Linked DNA regions of Mus musculus: region 1 is linked to region 2. Evidence: chromatin loops called from intact Hi-C (ENCODE). Cell type or tissue: heart. All regions are shown on one strand. Each heading gives the region's core, and the rest is flanking DNA. Links, peaks and the distances in the headings are about the cores only. Region 1 overlaps Zdhhc11 (zinc finger, DHHC domain containing 11). Region 2 has its middle 25 kb from the start of Slc9a3.

Region 1 (12,647 bases), core at 3,031-11,030, 130 kb after region 2:
GGGATACCAAAGCTGAGGTCCTTCCACATGAATCTCACAAAGCTCTTTCTTAAAAGAACATTCTGTCATGTTGGCTCTAGGGATGCCCCAAGACAAGTGGCACACAGGTCCCAACCTCTCCTGTAGCAGGACTTGGGTAGATGCCAATGGTGCTTGGAGCAGAGGTGGGCTGGCACCCCCTGTCCCATAGGATAACCAGAAAAGGAACATCCCACTTGTGTCACCTGTGTCAGTATCTTAGGGATGTTGTAACAAGTGATCATAAGCTGGTGGAACTTAGGCTATACAGTAACCCTCTCATTTCTGTAAGCCCTGAAATCAGAGGATGGCCCTTCTATCCTCTTCCTGCTCTGAGTACTCCTGGGCTTGTGGTCATATTGCCCAGCCTATGAGTCCTACCTCCATAGATCCTTTGCAAGTCTGTATTTTCTCTTGTTTCTCCTGAAGACATTGGCATTGGATTTGGGAACATGAGGGGCCTAGGATGAGCTTCTTAGCTCAAAATTTCTAGCCATATCCACAGAGACACTTTTTTCAAATAGTGTGCCATCTCATGTCTAGGTCAGGACTTGGACACATTTTGGAGGCCATGTTCAACCCAATCCCTTTCTTTCTTGCTTGTTTCAGAAATTTATGTCATGGGCTTGGACTTCTGGACCTATGTAATCATAGAATCACTGAGCTTCCCCTCAGAATCTGTGGCTAGACATATAAATTTTCTTCTGTTCCTGTCTACAAGTAGTTGTCTCCTACAAGATAGGCACCTGCTTTCTCCACCCAGCACTGCTAAATAGTCCACTGTCTAGGTGTTCAAGACTGACTGAAGGGTCAGGGTTATACCTCGTTCTAATCCCTGCTTTCAGGTCAACTGGAAAGTGAGGAAATATAGATGGGTTGAGGTGAGGCCTGGAAGCCTACGTCCTCGGCACATGGGAACCAGGCAGAAGCAGTCCCTGAGCATCAGATGGGTACCTTTATAGAGAGGATCCGTGCGAAGCTCATCAGGGTTGACAAAGTACTGGATGCAGATATAACACAAGATAATCATCACACCAAGAATCCCAACTGCAGCTGAGGCCACAGACCAGAAAAAGAACCTGCATGAGAGTATGCTGCTCAGAGATAAGCAAGTGGGAGGTTAGGACAGACTAACACCCAGCTGAGTACATGAGATCAACACACAGGCCTGGTGTGGTAATATGGAAGCACAGAACCCAAAGTCTATTGGTGTCTTTTCCTCCCTTACTCCTTGTGTTCTTTCAACCACGTCTTTCACATACTCTAGGTAGATTCTGGCTCATGATTGTATTTCTCCATGTTTCCCATAGCCTTATACCTGAGCCTGCATGTCCTTCCATCCTGTAGTCTAGACAAGAATGCCATTTCCATCCAATAGGAAAAGTTAATCCCCAAGATGGCAGACTAACACCTAGGTACACAGAACATCTTCCAGCAAGCGTGCTCTAATCATGGACACGTGGAAATCACAGCCTTTCTTGTTTTCTTGTCTTTGGTTTTGTTTTTGTTCTTGTTCTTGTTGATTCTGTTCCTCCTCCTCCTCTTCCTTTTCTTCTTCTACTTCTCCTTTATTCTTCCTTTTATTCTCTTTCTTCTTGTTATACTTCTTATTCTCCTTGTCCTTCCTCTTCTTGTTCTCTTTCTCCACCTCCTCATTGCTATTCTTCCTCTTCTCCCTCTTTTTTGTTCTCTCTCTTCTTGTTCTCCCTTTTTCCTTGTTCTTCTTCCTCCTCTTCTTTCCTCCTCTTCCCTCCTTCTCCTCTACCTTCTTCATTCATTGCCTTCCCATGCACTGTGTGAGCTTCTCCAGACTTTATTGTACCCATTCTGCAATATCCATATGGCTTGCTGTTTATTAGGACTGTGAGATGGACTTCTATTCAATTCTTGGACCAAATTATATCAAAATGCCATTGAAGGGTAAGAGAGGTGGCCCAGTGGTTAAGAGCACTGACTGTTCTTCCAGAGGACCAGGGTTCAATTCCCAGTATGTACATGGTGGTTCACAACTGTCTGTAACTCCATTTCCAGGGAGATACAATGCCTTCTTCTGACCTCTGAGAGTAAGAGATGCCCAGACCTACATGCAGACAAAACATCCTCATACATGAACTAAAAATAAAAATATTTAAAGCCAGGCAGTAGTGGTGCATGCCTTTAATATCAGCCCTAGGGAGGCAGAGACAGGCAGATTTCTGAGTTCGAGTCCAGCCTAGTCTACAGAGTGAGTTCCAGGACAGCCAGGGCTACACAGAGAAACCCTGTCTCAAAAAATAAGTAAATAAATAAATAAATGGTTTTTTTAAATGCCTTTGACTCCACTCATGCTTTCTCGGGCTTTGGAGAATGAGGGACAGAAAGTGAAGATGGTAAGAATCAGTGCTGACTAGTGAGAATGGGTGGTATCTTTATCACCCTCTGCTCTTCCCTTGACACCAGTTTTGGCACACAAAGGCCATGTCTCAATGCCACAGCAAGTGTGCTTTCTTCTGCCTTCTCACTACTCATGGGCAGACCACACCTCATGCAGAAACTGCTTGGTTAGCAAAAAAAAAACAAAAACAAAAACAAAAAAAAAACAACAAAAAAAACCAAAAAAAACCAAAAAACAACAAAAAACAAAAAACAAAAAACAAAAAAACAAAAACCAAAAAACCAAAAAATAAAACTCATGGTTCTCTGTGACCAGGCAGTAGGAGGCTCTCAAAGGAACAGTGGGAAAGAATCTCCTGGCTCATCCAGTCACTGTCAGAACCATGGCGATCATTTGAAGGCCACATTGAGGTGCTTAGTAACAGTAGTTGTTCCCTGGATGGACATCATAGTCCAGTGTGTTGTCAGGGCAGGGGAAAGAATGGCTTGGTGTAAGGGGCTACAATATCCTGTTCATCTTCAGAACTCTCAGGGCTGATGGACAGCCTAGGCCAGTGGGTTCTCAACTTGTGAGTCAAAACTCCTCTGGCAAACCTCTATCTCCAAAAATATTTACATGAATATCCATAACAGTAGCAAAATTACAGTTATGAAGTAACAACTAAAATAATTTTATGTTGGGGGTAACCACAGCATGAAGAACTGTATTAAAGGGTCACAGCATTAGGAAGGTTGAGTACCACTCATCTATGCCCAGTAGCTCTCTGGATTCTGCATTCATGAGTAGGGTGATGCCTTAAGATGGACTAGATGCTTTACTCCTGTGCTCAAGGGTCTAGCCACTGTTCTTCCATTGGTGGCCATGACATTGAGAAGGTAGATAGTTTTGAAGTAAGTTTAGGAGGCTAGGCCAGGCTTTGACCTACTGTTCATGATGAGCACTCTATTTATGGACTTTGTGAGTGTGAACTTGACCCACATGTTTAGGAACAGCCCCACCAAACACATATCAAACCCAGCAGCATAAGCAGTATGCCCTGCCATCGCTGTAAACAGAGACATGGCCCAAAGGTCATCCTTTCCCTGTGCTGTTCCCCAGAGTCTATGGCCCCCTCCACTCCATCACATGTCACCTATTCCTATGAATCCCAGGCCACAGATCCCTCCCCTAGGTCATAGCCTTGACCCTGAGAGTGCCTCACCAGTAGTTTCTCCTGCCCACGCAGTTGTTCAGCCATTTGCAGTGGTGGTCAAAGCCAGAGACACATTTGTTGCAGGCGCTGCAATGTTTGGCTTTTTTGCTCCTGGAAGAGAAATTGGGAGAAACAGCTTGTTAGCCCCAAATGCACCATGAGAACCATGTGTCTACCATGAAATGGTGGGAGGGGCCTCCATCTGAAGACAGTGGGGAACTGGAAGTCTGTAGAAAAGACAAGGCCATCTTGGGCAGAGAGATGAGCCTATGCCCATGGGCATTATTCCTGGAAGGTGAACCCAGGACTTCCCTGTAAGTAGGCTTGTTTGCTAGATGGGAGCCTGAAAGTTCTATCTAGGAGTTGAAGGCTGGTAGTTCACCCAGTGCCTACAGTGCCTTCCTGTAGCCAAGTCAGTGTGCTATCCTGCTCAGGTTCCAGGGACTTTGGACCTCATCAGGCATCAGTTGAAATTTCCTTCCGTCCTCCCCAACTGGAAACGTGAGATTTATCAGAAAAACCACAAGGATGTAGCATGCTTGCACCCCCACCCACCCACCACCACCACCACCGCCACCACCACCACCACCACCACCACCATCACCACAAAGGGCCTGTGTGTAAAAGATGACCTGAGAAAGACAACACTGGGCCTCAGACTGCAGCTCTTCACACCAAGGGAGAGAGGTATTGGGAACTGGGAGGCAGAACTGTCAGCCTATAGGGTAGGGCAGTATAGTGCAGCCTGCTAGAAGGCTGTGAGCACATGACTGAGCCCTCCATGGAGTGCCACAGAAAGCTAGTGCCCAGCAGCACCAGGCTCATCTGGGCAACTGTGGGGCCACGGGTCAGCAGGACTCTATACCCAAACTCCGACTCCACTCACGCGGTAACCTCACACAGGTGGCAGTACTGGTTCTGAATCACGTGTGTGTGTTTGGACCTGTCGAAGGCCGGCACAGGCTGCGTGTAGTCCTTTTTGAGTCGGACATTGGTGTCAGCTGGATCGATGGTAATTGCGATCAAGTGCACGATGAGGTGGAATATGAACACCCCACCCATCACCTGGGCTGTCAAGGAACACACAGCCCTGAACCTGGCTGACATGATGAAAAGTGTCTCCCAGTAGAACAGACAGTGTCAGAGACTAAGGAAAGACCCTGGGACTCCTAGTCATTGATGCCTGCAGCATCCGAGAGCATATCCCATAGAGACACTTACTTTGGAGAACCAGACAAGCCAGCTAACTACTGGCCACACTGTGCATAAGCCCTGAAATGTCTTATGTGGCCAGGGACAAAGAAAAGCCTTCAAAAAGAGCAGTTTATACCTTGGAATGATAGCTTCAGCGGCTCAAAGTGGTTCACCTGGTGGTGGGTGTTTTCCATATGGGAAAGGCCTAGGATATAAGTAGGACTAGGCCAGGCCAGACCATGCAATATTATGTGGGTTCCATTGGCAGTAGAGTTACTGTTGGCCACAACACAGGATATGTTCACCAGAAACATGGTTAGGCAGCAGTTGGCGGGTACTCTCCAACCTCAGTTTGAGTTAGAGCTTCAGGGACCATGAGATTCTCAGGAACCTTTGGGTTTTGCCCATCTAAGCCTATGTGACCACAAGAAGAAGGTCTTTGTCCCCTCCATTCCTCCTCCTGTCCCTGGGATAATATACAAAAGGAGGTACTAAGTACAGAGGCTTCCCCTCTCTTCCCCTGATTTCTGGGCCAGGTGGACCAGTATTTACGACATCTCTAAAGGAAGCCAACAAAGTCCCATGCCCAACAGCCTAAGCTTGTGCCAACAGGCAGGCTACCTTGTGCCAAGGCAAGAGAAAGGCCATAGGCATATACAAGAGCCTCTGCAGGGATTTTAACAGGACATGGATAGTTAACTCAACAAGAAGCCCCTTTTCCCAGCCCTTCTAAGAGCTCAAAGTTGCTAGCCTGGCTTGTAGTGCTGATTTCCAAAGCCATCCTGCATGCTAGGGTTGGATTTTGTGGATGACATGTGTTGGGGGGGAACCTTAATGAAGGTCCCAAAAGAATCAGTGATGTAGGATAATCCTGCAAGAGGCCCGTATGCTGACCCAAACCCTGGTGCGGGCCCTGTCTTGCTCTCTCCATCTTCCAGCATGAACTGGGCAGTATGCAGGATTCTGGACATGGACACAGGACTGAGAAGCAGGTTCAGAGCACAGAGAAATGACTGTGAGGAAGACAGAAAGCTGTATTCCAGGAGGACCAGAGTAGGAGCTGATGCAGGACTGGATGTGTGTGTGGCTGCGGAGGCTTTTAGTACCTGATCTATTTATTGTAGACCAGATTGCAGCTATGGTATAGGTCAGTGGGGCTGGGCACAGGGTAACTCACAGCTGTTGATGCTACCATGACAAGAGTATGGTCCAGCATCTGTTCCCACTCCTTGAAGCTAATTTGAGGGCTAATATGCTTCCCTCGTGGCGATGGGTAATAAGGAGCATGTTCAGAACCCGGGACATTGGTGGGTGAGGGTCCAGGACATAGGAAGTCTTATACTGCCTGGGTTCTGTCTCTTTCCCTGTGACACTAGAACAGACCAGTTCTAATAGAAACCAGTAGGCAGATAGAAAGCCCAAGAGGCAGGGCAAGTGAGGAGCAAGTGAGGTAAGGCTGATGTCAACTGCACAGGCCCTCTGTGACTATACCTCATGATACCCTCATATCTTCTCCAAACCACCAGCATCCATACTCATATTGTTGGGGCCTCCTGGAACACAGGCCAATTATAGGGAGGTTATGGCTGTAAAGTAGTTCTCAGGGTACAACTAAGCCAGGTTCCCTTGTACCTGAACCTACCAAAGAGACCCCAAAGGACAACCAGTCCCCAGCCGTCACATGGAGTACCAGGAGGCCACCCTAAAAGCATTTATCTGTCACAAAAAAACCCCTCTGGTCACAGAGGGGACTCAGATCTCAGCCACAATCTTCAATCTGTCCATCTAGAGCATGGAGCTTGCTTACAAAAAACAAAGTTACAGCACATCTTTTATCACATTCTCCTGTGCAAAGCTTGTCCAGGAACACTCTGCCAGCAAACTTTTTACCACTCAGTGATATTCCTGTCACCCATAGGAATCATGCTGGTGACCTTACTCTATTATATTTTGTCTCAGATGACCTGGTTGGCCACTCCCTACCACACACCAAGGTGACATTCCCAAGAGGGAACCCAGAAGAGAAACTTCTTCAGGATCTGCCCCTGTCTTCTCTAGAGCCTTGTCTCAGTGGATAGCTAAATGTGAAAGAAGCAGGGTGAGGTGTCCTCCATGGAGGCCTCCCTCCAACTCCCTCTGGAAGTTTCCATGTGGGAGCCTATGAGAACCACAGCTGGCTGGAACATTCCCTAGCAACAATCTGTGTTTAGTAAACAAACAAAGGAAGGGCGCCAGCTCAGGACACCACCCTTCTTAGCCTCCTCGAACTAGTGACCTCTCCCTTGTCCTGTTTCCGCAGGAAGAGGGGAGGCCCAGGAGGCGTCAACATTCTGATACTGTCTGGATTCGTGATTCCTCCAGGGCAAATTCTGTGGCTGAGCTAAAACAGCAGCCTAAGACACGCTGTTTGATGGCCGCCGCCGCCCCCCCCCCCCCTTAGTTCACATTGCCTTGGCACAGCCCAGGACTCAAAAAAAAAAAAAAAAAAGAAGATTTCTAGGCTAAAGGTTTGGTATTGCACCGTGGGTCCTGTTGACTAAACTGTGTTTATTATCTAGCCCTTTGTCAGAAGGGGAGGAGTCCCACTGGCGACAGGACCCTCACAAGCCACCAGCCTGGTGAGCCCTTTCTTATCTGAACCACAAGAAGGATCTTCAGGCTTGTCTCTGGCCTCAGTGTTTCCTAGGATCCTCTCCACAGAAAGTCCTAGCTCTTCTAATCCAGCCCCTCACTTCCCAGCCCCTCATGGTGCCTAGCAGGTGCCAAATGATGCTAGTGCCCTCTAGTGGCTACAAACTAATACTAGTTTGAGCATAATGCCAATGCAACCAGGCTCCCAGTCAGGATAGTAAAAGAATTTCGGAGCTGAAAAGCCAAGAAGGCTGTAGGAGCTCCAGTGTCTCTGGACAAAAGCTTAGACTGAGCTACCAAGTTGGTATAGCAGGGCTCGGGGAAGAACGGGAGCTGAGGCATTTAGGTGTATGGCAGGAATGGCCCACTGCAGCAAACACAAAACCACCTGAAAGGATCCAGGGCCAAACAGGGCCAAGTTAGGAATAAAAAGAAGAAAGCAGTGATTATCAGGCAGTATGTGTCTCCTTAACATATCCACATCCTGACACCATCGTTGGCAGACCTCATTTGCAACAGAGTCATCACAAACCAGGTAAATGAGGCCACTGGGAAGAATCCTGTCCAGACCTTTAAAAAATGGCAACTGTAGACCAACAAGGTGATTCAACAGCTCAAAGGGCTTTCTGTGGAAGTCTGACAGCCTGGATCCTGGATCTCTAGAGAAAGAGAACCGAATCCTGAAAGTTGTTCTCTACAGGGATAGTGTAGAGGGCTGTCCCTGATTGTGTTGCCTGCCTGTGGATCCTGTTCTGGGCTGCCTTGCCTGGCTTCAGAGGAATATAGGATGTGCTGGGTCCTGCGGTGACTTGATGTGTCAGGATGGGTTGGTACCTGGGGTGGGGGTTTCTCCTTCTTGGAGGAGAAGGAGAGGATTGTGGGGAGGGGCTGTGTGAGGGGGGGCTGGGAGGAGAGGGGCAGCTGCAATTGGGATGTAAAGTGAGCAAATAAATTAATGGGAAAAAAAAGATAAGAAAGTTGTCCTCTGAACTCCACATACATGCTATGGTGAACGGACCACACACACAATATTTTTATGGGAAACATAGCAGACTGAATTCCCATGGCAGAAGGTGGGCCAACATCAGAAGACTGCATTCCCAGGCCATGGTAGTACTGGGTGACAGAGTACTACCCAGTGTCTTTCAAGAGAATGTGGAAAGATGAAAGGCAGGGAGGAAAGCTCCCTTTACAGGGCATAGATGGACAAGTTCAGGAAGGATGGCCGATCTAGAGATTTAGCACGGACTGTAACTAGGCTCCCACAGGTACTACACACTAATGGCAGCGGGTTGTGTTAACACCTGTATCATACTCTTGCTGAAACTTCCTGGTCAACCTGACAGGCCACGGGCTACCTAACATCTCAGAAATGCCACAGCCAAGCTCAGACTGGCAATCGCCATGCTCCAGTAAGGAGACAGAGAGTTTCTATCCCTACATTCAAGACTCAGAGCTGACTAGATTCTGGGTTTTTTAAACTTGTATAAGGGGTGTTTGGGAGACATTAGAAATTGCTGAACTATTGCCTGTTTTTTACCCATGCTAAGGCATTTAGTGAGGGTGCCATGTCTGGTGTTGCATAGAAAGAAGCAGGGCATTGAGCTATGGGCTGATGACTTCAGTATAATCTCTTATCCCTCGACATGGTTGTAGGCCCAGGAGGCCAATAGCCTACATTAAAGAGCACACAGGAACTTATGGCATCACTTTTCAACTCTGCAGACCTAGGGGGCTTGAGGGCTCTTGGTTAGAGGAGGCTACCCCAGACAGATGCTATTGGGGGACAGAGGGCCTGGGTGTCAGGACACAATGGAGGCTCAGTAGGCCAACAACAAGGTCTGGAAATTCTGGAGGACAAAGGAGGGTACAGCAGAGTTTGTGGGCTCCATACTAGGTATAGTGAGATGGGCCACCACTCAGAGTTGGAACTTGTCACCCTGATGAGAAGAGAAGGTTGGTGGAGTGCTGTGTATTTCAATAACATGACTCAGGTAGCTACACCTTTCTGTATCCCTCCATGGTGGACATTTGAACTTCCACATGGCTTAGTCTCTCGTGGTTTGAATGCCCACTCTATTTTGGTGACCATATAGAACCTGGGCTTTAGCAAAGACTCCTTTTGGAAGAGGATGCTGCTGGCTATTTGGATCCTGGCCATGGGGGAGCCAGGGATCTGAAGCTCTTCACGGAACCTGTAGTTGATGCCTGCAGGACATCCTCAGCCTGTCTCTCCCAGACAAGACCTGACATTGCAAGATCAATTGAGTAAAAGTGTGTCCAGGGTTCACATGTCTGGAATATATGTGCCCGGGATGTGTGCATATTCAGAGTGCATGTGCCAGGGTTATGGGGGCAGGGGTTCTTGGTCACAAGTGTGCTTGAAATGTACATATGCCCAGAGCATGTGTATCTGGGATATGTGCATATATGCCTGGAATGTGTATATGCTCAGGATGCATGTACAGGGTGAAGAAGTCTTCCCAGGATGCGTGTGTGCCTGTGATGCGCATACTGAGATGTATATGTGGTCAGGGTGAATGAATGTACCTGGGATGTAAGTATCACAGATACATGCACGTCCACAATGTGGACATATCCCAGGACATATCCCAGGATATGTATTTCCAGGGTTGCACATTGCCAGGTTGTCTGTGGGCTCACAGTGTACCTTCCAGAGGCATCTTTGGTTTATCTCTAAAAATAAGTCTTCTATGTAGCAAGACTACATGAGCAACTGCTCTGGGAATACAGGCAATGAGTGGCCTTCTTAGTTATGATTTCTATTGCTGTGATGAAAGCATCATGACCAAAGCCACTTGGGGAAGAAAGGGTTTATTTCATTGTACATTTCCAGGCAATAGTCCATCACTGAGGGAAGTCAGGGCAGGAACTCCAGCAGGACAGGAACCTGGAGGCAGGAACTGAAGCAGAAGCCATGGAGGAACACTGCTTATTGTCTTACTTATTATGGCTTGTTCAGTTTGCTATCTTATGCCATCCAGGACAACATGGCCCAGGGAAGGCATGGTCCACAGTGGGCTGGTCTCTCCCGCATCAATTATCAATAAAGAAAATTACCTACAGACTTGCCTATGGGCCATTTTCTCAATTAATCTTCCCTCTTCCAAAATGACTCTAGCTTGTGTCAAGTTTACAAAACTACCCAGCACAGTCCCCAAACTTTCAGGAAAAATATAGTAGCATAACCCTAAGTATATGTTGAGGAAGCCAATGACCTGCATTTCCACTTAAAGGTGAGAATCCCAAAGTTAGTTGAAAGAAGGAATAATAAAGATAAAAGCTGGAAAATTAAAGATAAAAAGAGGCCAACAGTCAAGAAAAGTAGTAAACTGTAAAGGTGTGTCTCTATAAGAAAGCCAGGGTGGTGATGCACACATGCAATTCCAGCATTGTAGAGGCTGAGGCAGGAGGACTGGATGTTCACAGTAAGTTTCAGGTAAAAAGAAAGAGGGTGGGTGAGGAAGGAGGGGGAAGAAGGAAGGAAGGAAGGAAGGAAGGAAGGAAGGGAAAGAGGGAGGGAGGGAGAGAGGGAGGGAGGGAGGGAGGGAGGGAGGGAGGGAGGGAGGGAGGGAGGGAGGGAGGGAGGGAGGCAGCCAATGAAGACATGTTACTATATGTCCTGAATGTAATACACACCTAATTCTATCACTTGAGAGGCTGAGCCTGGAGGACCACAAGTTGATAGCCATATTGGGCTATACAGAAAATCCTGTCCAAAAAAATTGTATCCTTCAGAGAGAAAATGAAAAGCATAGGACATATTGAGACTAATTTTATTCTAAGAAATTTGACATTTTCTTAGACATTCTAAGAAATTTCATGAGAAACACACCTTACTAAAATGAACATAAGATGAAGCAGAAAACCTGAATAACTTTTTGCCTGCTACATTGAATTCATTCTCAAAAGACTTCCCACAAAGAAGTCTCTAGCACTACGTAGAAAAGAACCAGACACAGCTGAACTGGGAGACATTCTGCTCCAGTTTCTTCAACCAAAGACCTAGAGGTGCCACACTGTGGGAAGCTTCACGTACCAACTACAAGTTATGCTACAATCAGTGCCCTGGGTTCAATCCCCAGGACTCCCTGTAAAATAATAAAGAGAACTGTGGTACTGGTAATAGGGATATTAGGAAATGAGTGATGGAGTTTGCTGTGTGCATTTCCAGGAAGATAATAGTATAGTGGTTATGAGTGTAGGAGCCAGGTCCCAATATAAACCACAGCACTTATGTGTGATAGTTTCTGACATCTGATGTTTTGGTTTTTTTTTTATTTTTAAAGATGCTCCCCTGAACATGCATGTAATAAATGAAAGACTTGCCATTTCTAACTGCTGTCATGGGTGACTGTGAGATACTACTGTATCCATTCTCAGCAAAGCTGACCCCCAAGATGTGACAGTATCTGCCCTGGCTCTTGTAACAGTCACTTGGCCCTGTGTCCTGAAAGGTCTCCTTCCACTACTCACATATGCCTAGTTCTCCTAACTCCTCGGACCTGCGGAATGCCATCCAAAGCAAAGTCCTCTATAGAGAGCCTACACCCAGAGTATGTAATGCCGCCCAGGTCTCAACTATGGCTTGTGGATGCAATTTCCTGAGCATAGGTCCACTTTGCACCACTGTGGCACTGGTTCTAAGTGGATTGACCCCTAAGGGTCTGGTCTCCCTGATCAAATGCCCACCCTGATATACACCATGCCATAAAGAAGTGAGTATGGATCTAGATCTTCCCACTGCCCTGGGGAACCATCTCTAAAGGCCTGTCCAGGAGCAGGGCTCCTGTCTACTTTCCATGCTTTAGGGATGGGCTCTATAGGGCTAACCAAGCACACTAGCAGGCTGTGAGTCAGTGACAGCCAAGTTATATGCTTCTGAAGTCCTTTCTTATTGATTTGGCTACTCTGTGAGTCAACAGAGAAGGGCCTTTCTGTACACTGTAAGAAATATGTGACTGCAGTCTATACCTGCTTCCCTTTCCTTGGGTCACCACTTCCAGGAACCCTACTTGTCACTTTATATCTAGCAGACTCTAACATTCAATAGCAAGAACACCTTCTATCAGGAAATATGGGGTCATAGGGCTGACTTCAGGGCCACAGGAACTAATAGTCTAGGCAGAGACAGAGCCCACTGCATAGGCATGATGGGACTCAGGGCAATTCTCTTGAAGACCTTCAGAAACCCTCCCCCTTCCAAAAGACATGTAG
Region 2 (12,647 bases), core at 2,137-10,136:
TCTTATAGCCAGTGGTCATCTCTGGCTAGTTGCCAAAGTGGTCAGAGGGCCTGCACTCTGTGGGTGACTTGAGACTAGTGTGTGGCTTGTACTACCTACTAGCAAAACCAAGATCATCAGATTACTTCATGCCAGGACTGAGGTATAAATCTAGCTTTCTATTAAAGAAACATAAGGAGTCTTCTTCCCTCTTGGGACAAGGCCAAGGACTACAACTATAGCCAAGGCTTCAGGCTCCAGGTACTCTGCCCTCCCTAACCCCATCCATAGTCATTTATGGAGCTTACTGAACCTATGCCTGTAGCTTGAACTGGTTTGTGAGCCCCTTGTCTAGTAGGCCTAGACCCATAAGTCTATGTTCTTGTCCAGACCTCTGTAGTTCCTGGAAAGCTTGGACAACTTTGGGAGGATACCGGGAAGGAGAAGGTAGAGAAAAGTCACTTTGTTGGCTCCTGCCAAGGCCAAAGCAGCTGCCAGGGGCTTATCAGGAGGAAAGTCCACTCAAGGCCACGCCTATCCTGGTATGACCCCAACACTGATATTAAAGAAACTATGATTTTGCTGGGGGGGGTGGTCTTAGTCTGAAATATGGGTGTGTCAGTGGGATCATGAGACATACAGTGACAACATAATAATAGTATCTCAACGGGACCCCTATACCAACAACTCCAGTCCCAGGGAGCCAGTCTTCAAGGTCTTCCTGCTCACTCTTCCCTGCCCTATGCCCTTTTCCCCATTAGAGGCCAAGGCTCAGAGCCTCATGCACTCAACAGCCTTGCTCTGAGTTGGAACACCGTATGCTCGTGCCTCAATGAGTTTAGGACGGGGTGACCATGTCGGGAGACAGCCACTCCTACTAATAAAGTTCACAGAATTACAAGGCTTGGACTTTGTGACATCTGATTATTCTTGCCGCTCAGACAGTCACATACACTTCCTGCTCCTGAATAAGGCAGGAAAATTCCCTTTGCAGTGTATCCCAGTTCCTCAGGTCCAGGTCCTTTAGATGCTTAGAGCGCAGCTCCTGTCTATAGCTGCTTCCATCTAGGAACAGATTAGGACTTCAGTTGGTGTGGAGGGGCAAGAGGTTCCCCAGAGTTCAGCTAGAGGTCTTCAGTCCTCAGGGAGAAGAAACAAGACCAGCTTAGAAGGCAGAAAGGATATTGCTGTGGTGCCTTCAAATAGCACAGGACTCAGACAGGAAGGGAACTGCCATGAATTAGAGTTCTGAGTATTTCACAGACTACATATTAGAATCACTGAATTGAGGATCCTTTGCACGTTAGTAAATAAGTAGTAAGTAAGGCAGGTCTCACTTTCTAAACATCTTAAAGCCTGTTCATGCCCCCAGGCTTAGAACACAACCCTGCTAGACATCAGTCTGACTGCCACAGCCCAGGGTTATTGGTTGCCAGGTGGTAAGACTGAGGTTCAGCGGTAGACAGACCTCTGCTTTGATGGTGGTGGAGACTAGAGATAAAAGTTAGGGTACTCACTCTGGAGAGGCTCCTGCTCAATGTCCCTATAGTCCAGGAACATGTTAACTTGATACAGCACCTGCCCCAGCAGTAGGAGCTCTCACAGATCCCAAAGGGTGGGTGCCCCAACTCAGATATGTCCTCTGACGGGAAGTTCAGCTCCTTCCTGACCTACTTTCACATTAGCCCATTACTTATCATGTAAGAACTTCAACCTGAAGTTCTGTTAGTCAATGTGGGCCCTTATGTGAACCCAGAAAACAAAGTTATAAATAAGCAATGCTATAACAGAATTTCAAGGATACGGAAAACTATGTGATACCGGGGGAAAAAACTCAGACACACATATACACTGTGATTGTCATTAAATTGGAAACTAATACAGATGTGTGCAAAAAAGTTTCTGGGCAGACACAGCCTTACTGTACACTACTGGAAGCTAAGATTTAGGATACATTGTACTTATTTTAATTAACTTTTACTTTTTATCTAAAGTTTCACTTTTTCTTTTTACACTGAACACAGATGACATAAAAACAAAGAAAAAGTTATTTTTTAAAGTATGTTATTTTAAAAAGTTATTTTTAACAATTATTTAATTGAGGCCCCTTCCAAGTAAGAAGTAAGTAGGACCAGGATTACACTACCAGTGGTCTGAACCAAATAAAGACTTAGAAATAAGACATGAAGCAAATGCTTTCAAGACTCTATAGACATCAGGCATTGTGTCTTGTGATCTCTTAGGTATGGGAAGCAAATTGTTACTGCATAGTAAATGGCATTACAGTGTATGTAGGAAAAGCGTGTGTCCGAAACAGCTCAAAGGCCAGGAGGGAAGAATCGGAAAACACAGCTGAAAGTCCCTTAGTTCAGTGTTGTCACTTGATGGGAGACTACGAGAATACAGGCGTGCCAGAGATTCTAAGACAACAAATAAAACTAAACCCCCAAAGGAAGTAAAATGAAATCATAGAGAAAAGGGAAAACTAAACAAAAGAGAACAAAGAATGGATGGAACAAATAGAAAACAAAAATAGCCTGTTTAAGTTCTACCTTTCACAATCACATTAAATATAAATGGTCTAAACACTACAATTAAAATGATTTTTAAAAGTGTTTCAGATTGGAGGTGGGGGCATCTAAGGTCCAGTTATCTATTTCTTAAAAAACATAACATAACAAAACAAAACAAAAAACAAACACAACTTTTAAGTATAAATAAAAAAGTTAAGCTAAAACTAAAGTCTTGGAGAAAAACCACATTGTGTTGGTCATAATCAAAGAAAGTGAGGATGGCTAAAGTAATGACAAAGTTGGAAAGAACTCAAGTGAGCACCATAATGAAAGGTTATGGTTCACTTATATAATGGGATACAACTAGCCTGTGAACATGACTAAGGCTGTGCCTCAGATCAGAACTGAGTCTCAGAACAGCTCTTCTGAGTGAAGGCAGAAAGACAAAAGGTTAAAAGTCACGGTGTATAATTCTGTAAGAGTTCTAGAAGATGAAAACTGGCTATCCCTTCAGGGTGAGCCAGGTTGGCTGTGCTAAGATGGGTCATGAACAGGGAGGGAACTTCAGGGACACAAGGACCTATGGGTGATGGAAAAATCTCTTATCTTGTTTATGGTGGTATTTTCTCCAGTAGAGACACATGTCAGAACATAGAATTGATTCTTTATAGGGTTGATTGTATGTCAATTGACCCTCAGTAAAGCTGTTAAATAAAATGTAGGCGAGTGAGGAACTTTATATTAGTTCTTACATTTAAAAAAAAAAAAGTGACTTCCACAGCCCAGTGCTATGCAGCTCCAGTGACCCTTGCCAGAATAAACGTCCAATCATTCCTGTCCTCGTGCAAGGTCCAGTCTTCACATATTTTCTCCTACTCTACTTATCTAGGAGGAGAAGACTCCATTATGGAAAGAGGAGACTGGGCTCTGGAAAAGAAACCACAGACTAAGCCCGATGGTAATTAGTAAGAGCTTCAGCTGGGGAGGTGGATGCTGCCCTCTGAGCATCCTTCACCCTGAGATTCCAGTCCATTCTTCACATGGCTGAGCAGAAACTGGCTAGACACACCAAAAGAAGACAGGAAGAACAGGAAACCAGGCAGCAGGGGTATCTAGCCTTGCTCTACTCTCCCTATAAACTCTCCTCCCATTTTGAGTTTTATATGCAAATCATCGAGTGCTGCCTTCACCTCCCTTCTGGGGCATCTCCCAGGTTGTCAACTCTTGCTTCACTCAGATTGTAGAGCATTTTTACGACAGGGGAAATAAACGAATATTGCCTTTCACCAAATCACAGGGCACCTTATCTATTTAGGGTGTACACCCCTACCTACTTCCCAGAGGAATTTCAATCAGGTTATAAAATTATCCTCAACATAGAACAAGATAACTATAAATAGAAACGAAACTCAGCACCCAGCCTCTTCTAGGGTGCCTGGGAGGTTACAGAAGTCAAATACTGGAGTGGGCTCTGAGATGAGGTGTGGCTATCTCACTGGGTGACCTTGCACTTCTATGAGTGGAACGCACCGCCGGGGACAACACTGCCTCCACACACTGCCATTTCGTGAATAATCAGCACAACAATTCCTGTTGGCACAGGGCAAGTATGGCAACTGGGTTCTGCCTTCAGGGACCCTGTCTTACCTAATTCGCAGCAGCTGGGGAAGTTGGTGGCTTACCCCTAGAAAATGAGACCCTTAGGGAAATGCTGCTTCCCTCAAGGAGAGTGAACTGGTAGTGCTTCTGGGAGAGCTTGCATCCCCGATCTGCTTGGGGAACAGAGGCGAGATCTACTGCCCAGATGACCAGCCATTCCGAAACAATCCCTGACTACAAGGCTCCTGAATCTGACCTTTAGGTGTGAATCCCTAAAGTTCCCTCCAAAACTGCCCACCACCAACGATAGAGGTTTGCACACACACAGAACTGTGTGATCAGGGGCAAATCCTTTTATATTACCAGTTTGATATAAGGTAATTATGTGTGGGAAAGGCCAAGTTTGACTAAGCATGGCTCCTAGGTGTGTACCCATGCAGGACCATGGGGGAGCATAAAATCTGACTTGTGGCTATAGTTGATTCTGACTCAAACAAATGGTATGGCTAATATGCTGGCATATTCCTGTAATCCCAACACCTAGGAGTCAGAAGAATGAGTATTGCCACAAGTCTGAGGTTAGCCTGGACTATACAGTGAGTCTGAGGCCAGCCAGGACTACAAAGCAAGACTGTGTCTCAAAAGAGCCAAAATCTAGGAATCCGGGAGATGGCTCATTTAGTAAATCCCTTGCCTTGGCAGGCATGAGTAGTTCAGCTCAGATCTTCAGCACCTACATGAAAGCAGGTTGTACTGGCATGAACCTGTAATCCCAGCACTCAGGAGTTCAGGTTGAGTCAGCTTTGGAGCTCACTGACGAGCCAGTCCAGCCAATTAGTGATCTCCAGGTTCACTGAGAGACCCTGCCTCAAACACTGAGATAGAGAGAGAGAGAGAGAGAGAGAGAGAGAGAGAGAGAGAGAGAGAGAGAGAGAGAGAGAGAGAGAGAGAGAGAGAGAATTACTTCTGGCTTCCATACAAGTTCATATATATATATATATATATATACATATATATATATATATATATATATATATATACACATTCACACACACACACACACACACTAAGTCAATGATCTAAAAATCAAGAACAAAAACTCAAAATAGCAACACACGATGTGAAGGTAAAAACAGTTTCAGGACCAGTAGTGAGAAACAGCCACAGGCCAGAGGAACCCAGACACCTGCTGGATTGGCCTGAGCCTGGGCCACTGGGGAAATAACCTGTGGTGGGGACAGCCTTCTCTCTGATGGGCTCCTGGGCCACCAGAAAATGAGGACCCCCACCTCTTAGACCCCTTCAGGCCTGAGTAGTATGGCTAGGGTAGGAATGAGCACAAGATTGAACTTCACACCACTGAGAACCCAGTCTCTGGTCCTGCCACATTCTATAGTGGAGCTGGGGGCGAGGGGCGGGGGGGGGGGGTAGAGCAAATCTGAGTGTGCTAACCTGCCCCTGGGCTGAGGCTCGAACCATGGGGGTCTTAGAAAGGCTAGTGCTTGTTAGCCTTGGAGGAACAGGAGCCGTGAGGGAGCCACAGCTTGGGGCTGTGCTGGTACACTAAGCCACGAGCCATTCTGCTTCTCCACCGTCTCTGACACTAACCTAGAAACTTGACAGCACTAGAAAGATCTCCAACATCTGAGTAATGTTAAAAAGCAGTACAAGACCTCAGATACTGACAGAAGATGAGCCTCCACCTCAGCGTGGAACCTAGAAGTGCATCCTCTCTGAGCCCTGACAGAGAAGCCAGGAGATAGCACAGTCCAGAAAGCTACCCTGGTGTCTGAAGCCACATTTCATGTGGGTTTATGTGAGGGTCAGGGACCACAGAGACAGACGTGTGGAGAAGCCTTGGCTCCTCCTATTGTTTCCTCTGCACAGAGCAGTGGGGAGATGTGGCTGAGGAGGCAGCAGACTCTCTAACCTGCCCCACCTTTCCCAAGGGTGGTTTCTTTCTTTCTTTCTTGATACTTGATTAAAAAAGAGAGAGAGAGAGATTAGTAGAGCAGAGTCCCCTTGAGCACTCTGCTCATGGCCCTGAAGAGGTGACTGCCTGCCCCCTGCTGGCTGTGGTATAGTAAAGGTCCTTGCAGGGAGAGTCATTGCCCACAGAACTCACAGCCTTGCTGAGAATATGACAGGCTTCCATGTGTATATTGAATAAATCTCTACCCCCAGATCCAGCACTTCCAAACTCCACCATGCACAAACCTATCCCTGCATAGACCCAACCTTGCCCAGACTCCAGATACCATCCCTATTTAAGTATCAGTCATACACAGATCCAAGCTCTACACAGATGTCATCATACACAAGTCCAAGCTTTGCACAAACACCCTGAACAACATTCTTAGCCAGACTCCAGCCCTATGCAGATACCAATCATGCATATATCTCAGGCCTGTGTAGATCCCAGCTATGCTCATAGGCTAGCCCTATACAGACCTCTGATTATATCCCAGCCCTGAACAGACACTATTTTCATGCACATTAAGCTACATGAAAGCCAAGTCCATTTGCAATGGTGTTTTGAGTCCTGAGTAAGATCACACCCACCTGACAGAATTTTCTCACAGGTAATTAGTTTGAGCAGACCCTATAACCCAGTGTCAATCCATTCTTCTCTCACCTAGAAGCCCCTAGGCCTTGTAAAATGCATTTTTTTAAAACTTAGGTAGGCTTGAGTAGGCCAGGACTTTGCGGGTCTGGCAGCTCCAGGCCCCAGAATAACTGGATGAGTCTTTGAGACACCCATATCCTGCTGTTGTTGTCCCTAGGTCATGGCTGAATGCTAGAAAAGAAACAGAATTCAAGCCCAAAGCCACAGGAGTTCTGAGTGTGGTGGAACACAAGCTCAGCAGTGTTTCCCCGTGTCTATAGGGCCTAGAGGATTGGCACAGATGTTTCTGCTCTACAGACACTTTTCTGATGGTCAGAGAGGCAGGGCTTTTAACTTAGGGAAGTATCATGAGTTTACATCTTCTTGAATGGCAGTTTATATTTTTCCAGAAAGTTCTCTCTATCTCTATATATCTATTATGCTACCCTTTCAAGTATTGATTCTGGACTTCATCCCTTTATATATTTTTTTGCAATATTGTGTATTCTATTTTCAGAAAACTAATCCTTAGTGCTATTATTCCACTGTCTTCTCTTTCCTTTCCCTCTACAGCTCTCTCCTTTCCCATCTCCCCCTGCTCTCTCTCCCTTCACATGTCTTCTATGTTCCAAGCACTGCCCTAGGCTCAAGAATAACAAATTTCTGTCTTGTGTGTTTAAGTGCTGGTGCATTTCATCTGTAATGTTTATTTGCATTCCTGTAATTGACCTTGGTCTGACTTCCTCAGATGAGTTAGTGCTAACTGAGCTCTTGTCTTCTAATATAAGCATCAAGAGTGAGCATCCTTGCACTGACATTGAATTCCAATGAGTGGACTCCATAACTTTGTAGTGGTTTAGGAGGGTCTGATCTGAAAGAGTCTCCTAGGAGTGAATAGGACTGCATTTCTCAGTCCACTTAGAGTTTCAAAGAGTAAATATTTTTTGATACCAAGACTTAAAAGTAGAAAAAACTATATGAATTAGTTTCTTAAATTTTTTTTCCTTCTGAGCCTTTAAAGGAAGCAGAAAAGTAGTCTGGAGAGACAGCTTAATGTTTAAGCAAATCACTCTTCCAAAACCTTTGCTTTATTTCTAGAACTCACGTCAGCTCTTCCAGAGATCCTGAGTTCAATTCCCAGCAACCACATGGTGGCTCACAGCCATCTGTAATGGGATCCAATGCCTTCTTCTGCTGTGAGGTACAGGCTCAATGAAAGAACCTGTCTCAAAAAATAATTTGAACAGTGATAGGGCAAGATACCCCAAATCAATCTCTGGCACACACACGCACACACACACACACACACACACACACACACACACACACACACGCACACACACACACACACCCCACATGGGTAGGAGCAGATAGATAATTCTGCACGATGTAAAAGAGACAAGAGAAGAATCCCCCCAGCTCTGCCTCTTCATCTTCATGCATGATGTGTAAGGATTGGAATGTATTACAGTTTACTCAACTGTTCCTTGAGCCATGGTAGGCACCATGGCAGACATTCTGTCTTTTCTTAATCACTGTCTGGTCCCATGAATATGTTGTTGCATTTCTGGGCTGGGCATTTCTGGAACTCGTGGCTTCTTGAAGCAGAAATGACAAGCTTTCTTTGTGGAATGGCCCCATGTGGCACACAGCCCCACAGGAGTCTGTGAGCTGAGGCGTGGCAGTGCTGTCCTCTCATAAATTCTGAACTTAAAAATGTATGTTTCATTTTTGCCCAAACTTTTCTTTAAAATATATTATCATATTCATCTTAATTTCACTAGATTTTTAAAGCATTACAACAATAATTCTCTGAAGGAATCTTTGAAGGCATCTCCTTGTATTTTCCTAGTGACTAATAATATTAAGCGTTTTTTTCATATACTTGGTGGCCAGTTGTGTTTTTTCTTTTTGAGAAGTGTCTATTCAGCTCATCTGACTACTTACTAATATGGACTGCTTGATTTGTGAGTTTTTCTGTGTTCTTTATACAGTCTGGATGTAAATCCCCATCAGATGGATACTTGACAAAACTTCATATCCTTCTCCAATTTTTTTTTTACTGTACAGTCTTTTTAGTGTAGGTACAATTTCATCTTCAATTCTTGCTTCAAGTCCACTGTTCTATACAAATATTTCAAGACTTTTTCCTGTTATCCTCTAGTGGTTACAGAGTTGTTGTTGTTGTTGTTGTTGTTGTTGTTGTTCTTCTTCTTCTTCTTCTTCTTCTTCTTCTTCTTCTTCTTCTTCTTCTTCTTCTTCTGCTGCTTCTGCTTCTGCTTCTGCTTCTCCTGCTTCTCCTGCTTCTCCTGCTTCTTCTGCTTCTCCTGCTTCTCCTGCTTCTCCTGCTCCTGCTTCTGCTTCTGCTTCTGCTCCTCCTCCTCCTCCTCCTCCTCCTCCTCCTCCTCCTCCTCCTCCTCCACCTCCACCTCCACCTCTTCTTCCTCCTCTCCCTCCTCCTTCATCTTCTTCCAGTGTTAGGAATGGAATGCGGGACTTAGCATATGTTAGGCAGTTACTCTTCCAGATATATCCTCTGTCCTAAGTTTTAGGTCTCCATTTAGGTATTTCATTCATTGCTTGAGTGCTTATTTGTTTGTTTGTTTGTTTGTTTGTTTGTTTGACAAGATGAGAGATAGATAGAGTTTAAATTTCAACCTTCTACATGTGGATACCCAGTTTCTAAGCATCAGTTGAAGAGACTGTTTTACCATGTTGGATGCCTTGTTGGGATTCAGTTGGCTATAGTTTGGGGGGTTTGTTTCTGGGCTCTCTGTTCTGGTTTATCAGTCTACATGTCTATTTTCATACCACAGCACGTAGTTGTTGTCACTCTTTGTCTGTTATGCAGTTTGAGATTAGGTATTGTGATATCTCCAGCACTGCTGTTCTTACTCGGGACTGACAGCTTGGGCTATTCTGACTCTGAGTATCTTTATGAATTTTAAGAACTTTTTTCTAAGCTTTGTGAAAATCATCTTTGGTGCTTTGATGCAGGAGTATATTGGATATGCAGATTGCTTTGTAGTGTGTATATTTTAGCAATAGCTTTGTCTCTAATTCACTAACACAGGAGGCCTGTCCACTCTTTTGCTTCTTTGTTTTCTTTCATTGGGATTCTATAATTGCCACTGTAAAGGTCTTTCACATCCTTGGTTAAATTTATTCTTGGTTTTATTTTACTTATTTTTATGGTTATAGTAAGTATGGTGCTATGATGTCTTTCTTAGCAAGTTTGTTATTGGCATATAAAAACCATACTGGAGAGGGTGTGGAGACTGAATTTATACACAGGGTTTCCTGGAATGTAAACAAGTACAGCCACCAGAGGAAATTATGGAGGTCCCCTCAAAACACAAAAAGTAGAATTAGCGTATGATTTTACTATCTGCCTACATATCCAACGGAAATCAAATCAGTATACTATAGAGACACTTCGTACCTGCAATTATTGTTGTCCTGTTCTCAAGAACCAAGATATGGAATGAGTATGTGTCCATCAATAGAAAAATGGATAAATAAAATGTTATACACACACACACACAGTGGAATATCATTAAGCCATAAAGAAATATAATACATTGTTATTTTCAGCAAAATACATGAAGCTGCAAGACATGTTAACAGAAAAGGATCACATGCTACCCATTTTTGCTTATGTGGAGCCTACAATATGTCAACCTGGATGTGGAAAAGTGTTTATTAGAGGTCAGTGCAAAGGAAGAGGAATGAAGTGTGGCTGGTCTGATCAGTGCACACTGTGTACATGTGCAGAAACATCACACAAAATGCCACCAACGTGTATATCTAAACATGTCAAAAACAAAACAAAACAAAATATCTTAAGGGTATTGTGTAGGCAAGAGGAGTTGCTTCATGGTCTCAGGGCCTCTGAGGATCTCAAGAAAAAGTAGGTGAGCAAGAGCCCTCAGAGGAGTCTCATCCTTCAAACCCAGTTCATCCTCCCTATGAGGGGTGGGAGGATTTAGGGGCGGGAGCAGACCTGGGTCCACCAGTAGGATGCTGGTCTCTGTAGTCTTTCTGTTATTCTAGGCTGTTCCCAGCTGTTGGCGTTAAGTTGGCTTAAGGAGTATGATGAGGAAGAGAAAGTGAGTATGGTTTTATATATGTTCAAGGACAGAGTTCTCTCCCTGAGGGGAAAGAGCCCCAAAGCACACACACCCCTAGCAGGTATACATGCCCTCCCTTACTTCCCCTGGCTATACAGGACATCCCACAGCACACTTGTGGCTGGGATTGGCAGCTCTGGGCTGATAGGGGAGTGAGCACTGCCTGCATCCTTCACCATAGTCACCTCCTGTATTGAGTGGTCCTATACCAAGCACAGTTCTTTATATACATATGAACTCCCTGAGTACATATGTACACTTGCAGCCATTGTTACTAATATTATAGGCCAACAGACCCAGCTCTGTGATCCTTTGTGGTCCCACACTTCCCCCAAAATAGCACATAGTGCTGAGAGGTCCTGGCTCCCTGACATGGTTGGAGGGAAACAAGGTCCTCCAAGGACATTATTCCACATACTTGAAAATTACCCACTAGCTTATCATTAATGAAAGAAACATATGCATACTTGCTAAAACAACAGCTTAGTAAGAACAGTGTGGGCTTCAGGGGAGGTAGTTAGTGGAAAAGTACCATTGAACCATGAACAGAATTAAAGGAAAAGCTTCACGGCAAATTAATTTCATGTTTTAATACATTTCTTAAAGAAAACATTTTTTAAAAGTAAACAAAAGCTACTGACCAGAAGTTGAGCACAGTTCAGAAAACTGACCAAAGATCCATAGACAGAGAGCAAAGTTCTGTAAGGACACACTATGATTCCCTGCTATTCTTGAGCCAGTACTCTGTGGCTCCTCGCAAACTTCACCTCTCTGTGTAAATTTCAGCCCAGCTGGCTAATTTATAGTCAAAAGCCCTAATGGGATTTAGATTGGAACTGCATTAAATTTATTAGTAAGTTCTGAAATGTATCTCTAAAAAAAGACACAAGGAATTTACAGGTCACTTTCAAAGAACTGTGTGTTCTGGATACTTTTTTTTATCAGTTTGACACAAGCTAGTCATTTGGGAAGAGGGGCTCTTAATTGAGAAAATGCCTCCACAAGACTTACTGATAGGCAAGTCTGTTGGGCATTTTCTTGATTAATGATTGATGTGGGAGGATCCAGATCATGATGGGTGGTGCTGCCTAGAAAGGTGGTCCTGGGTGGTACAGGAAAGCAAACTGAGAAAGCCATGGGGAGAGAGCTAACGCAGAACACTCTTCAGTGTCAGTTTCTGCCTCTAGGTTCCCTGCCCTGACTTCCCTGGATGATAGATTACAAGCTGTAAGATGAAGGAAACCCTTTCTTATCTGAGTTTTTTCGATCATAGTGTTTATTGTGTATGTGCAAAGACATATGTGTGTATATGAGTGTGGAGGAGACCATAGGTTAACTTTGGGTATTGATTCTTAGAGAGCACCTATCTGTTTTGGAGACAGAATCTCTCACTGGAGCCTAGAGCTTTCTGATTAGGCTAGGCTGGCTGATTAGTGAGCCCCAGGGATCTGCCTGTCTCCATCCCTCCAGCACTGGTATTCCAAGAGTACATAAACTTTTTATGTGGGTTTTGTGGGTCCGACTTAGGTCTTTATGCTTGCCCAGTAAAAGCTTTACTGATTGAGCGCTCTCTCTCCAGGACAAAATAGGAATGAGTTCTGAAAAGGAGCTCTGCTGACTTTGGACCTTGTTCCTGCTAGCAATATCCTACCACTGTAAAGGGGAGATGAAGAAGAGCCAGTGCATATCCACTGCAGACACAATGGGGTCTCTTTGGGCAGAAGACAATACAATGGAAGCTCGGTGCAGGAGATTGGTGTAGGAGGAAGTGAGATTGGGTAACGACAGGGGTAGAAGCCAAGTTTCATTGCATCATAAGTA

What was found. Peaks named below come from ENCODE experiments on the same cell type or tissue, not always from the same donor. Only the 100,000 strongest peaks of a DNase experiment are listed, where the experiment ranks them.
Region 1: it touches region 2 in a loop (2.4-fold over the local background); 5 of 42 quality-filtered maps call a loop at or near these places.

Annotation. Positions count from the first base shown.
Region 1 is chr13:73,965,605-73,978,251 of GRCm38, reverse strand. Zdhhc11 (zinc finger, DHHC domain containing 11) reads right to left here. Exons shown (of 10, transcript NM_027704.3): 3 at 4,471-4,649; 4 at 3,594-3,695; 5 at 973-1,097. Among named protein-coding and RNA genes, the nearest start is that of Zdhhc11, 8.1 kb to the right of the region's middle. In heart, for the core only: a CTCF peak has its summit at 7,564 (motif pointing left); DNase peaks (open chromatin) are centred at 7,001 and 7,481; H3K4me3 peaks cover 279 bases; H3K27ac peaks cover 1,611 bases.
Region 2 is chr13:74,090,463-74,103,109 of GRCm38, reverse strand. It overlaps a transcript of Slc9a3 not described here. Among named protein-coding and RNA genes, the nearest start is that of Slc9a3, 25 kb to the left of the region's middle. In heart, for the core only: a CTCF peak has its summit at 6,169 (motif pointing left); a DNase peak (open chromatin) is centred at 3,999.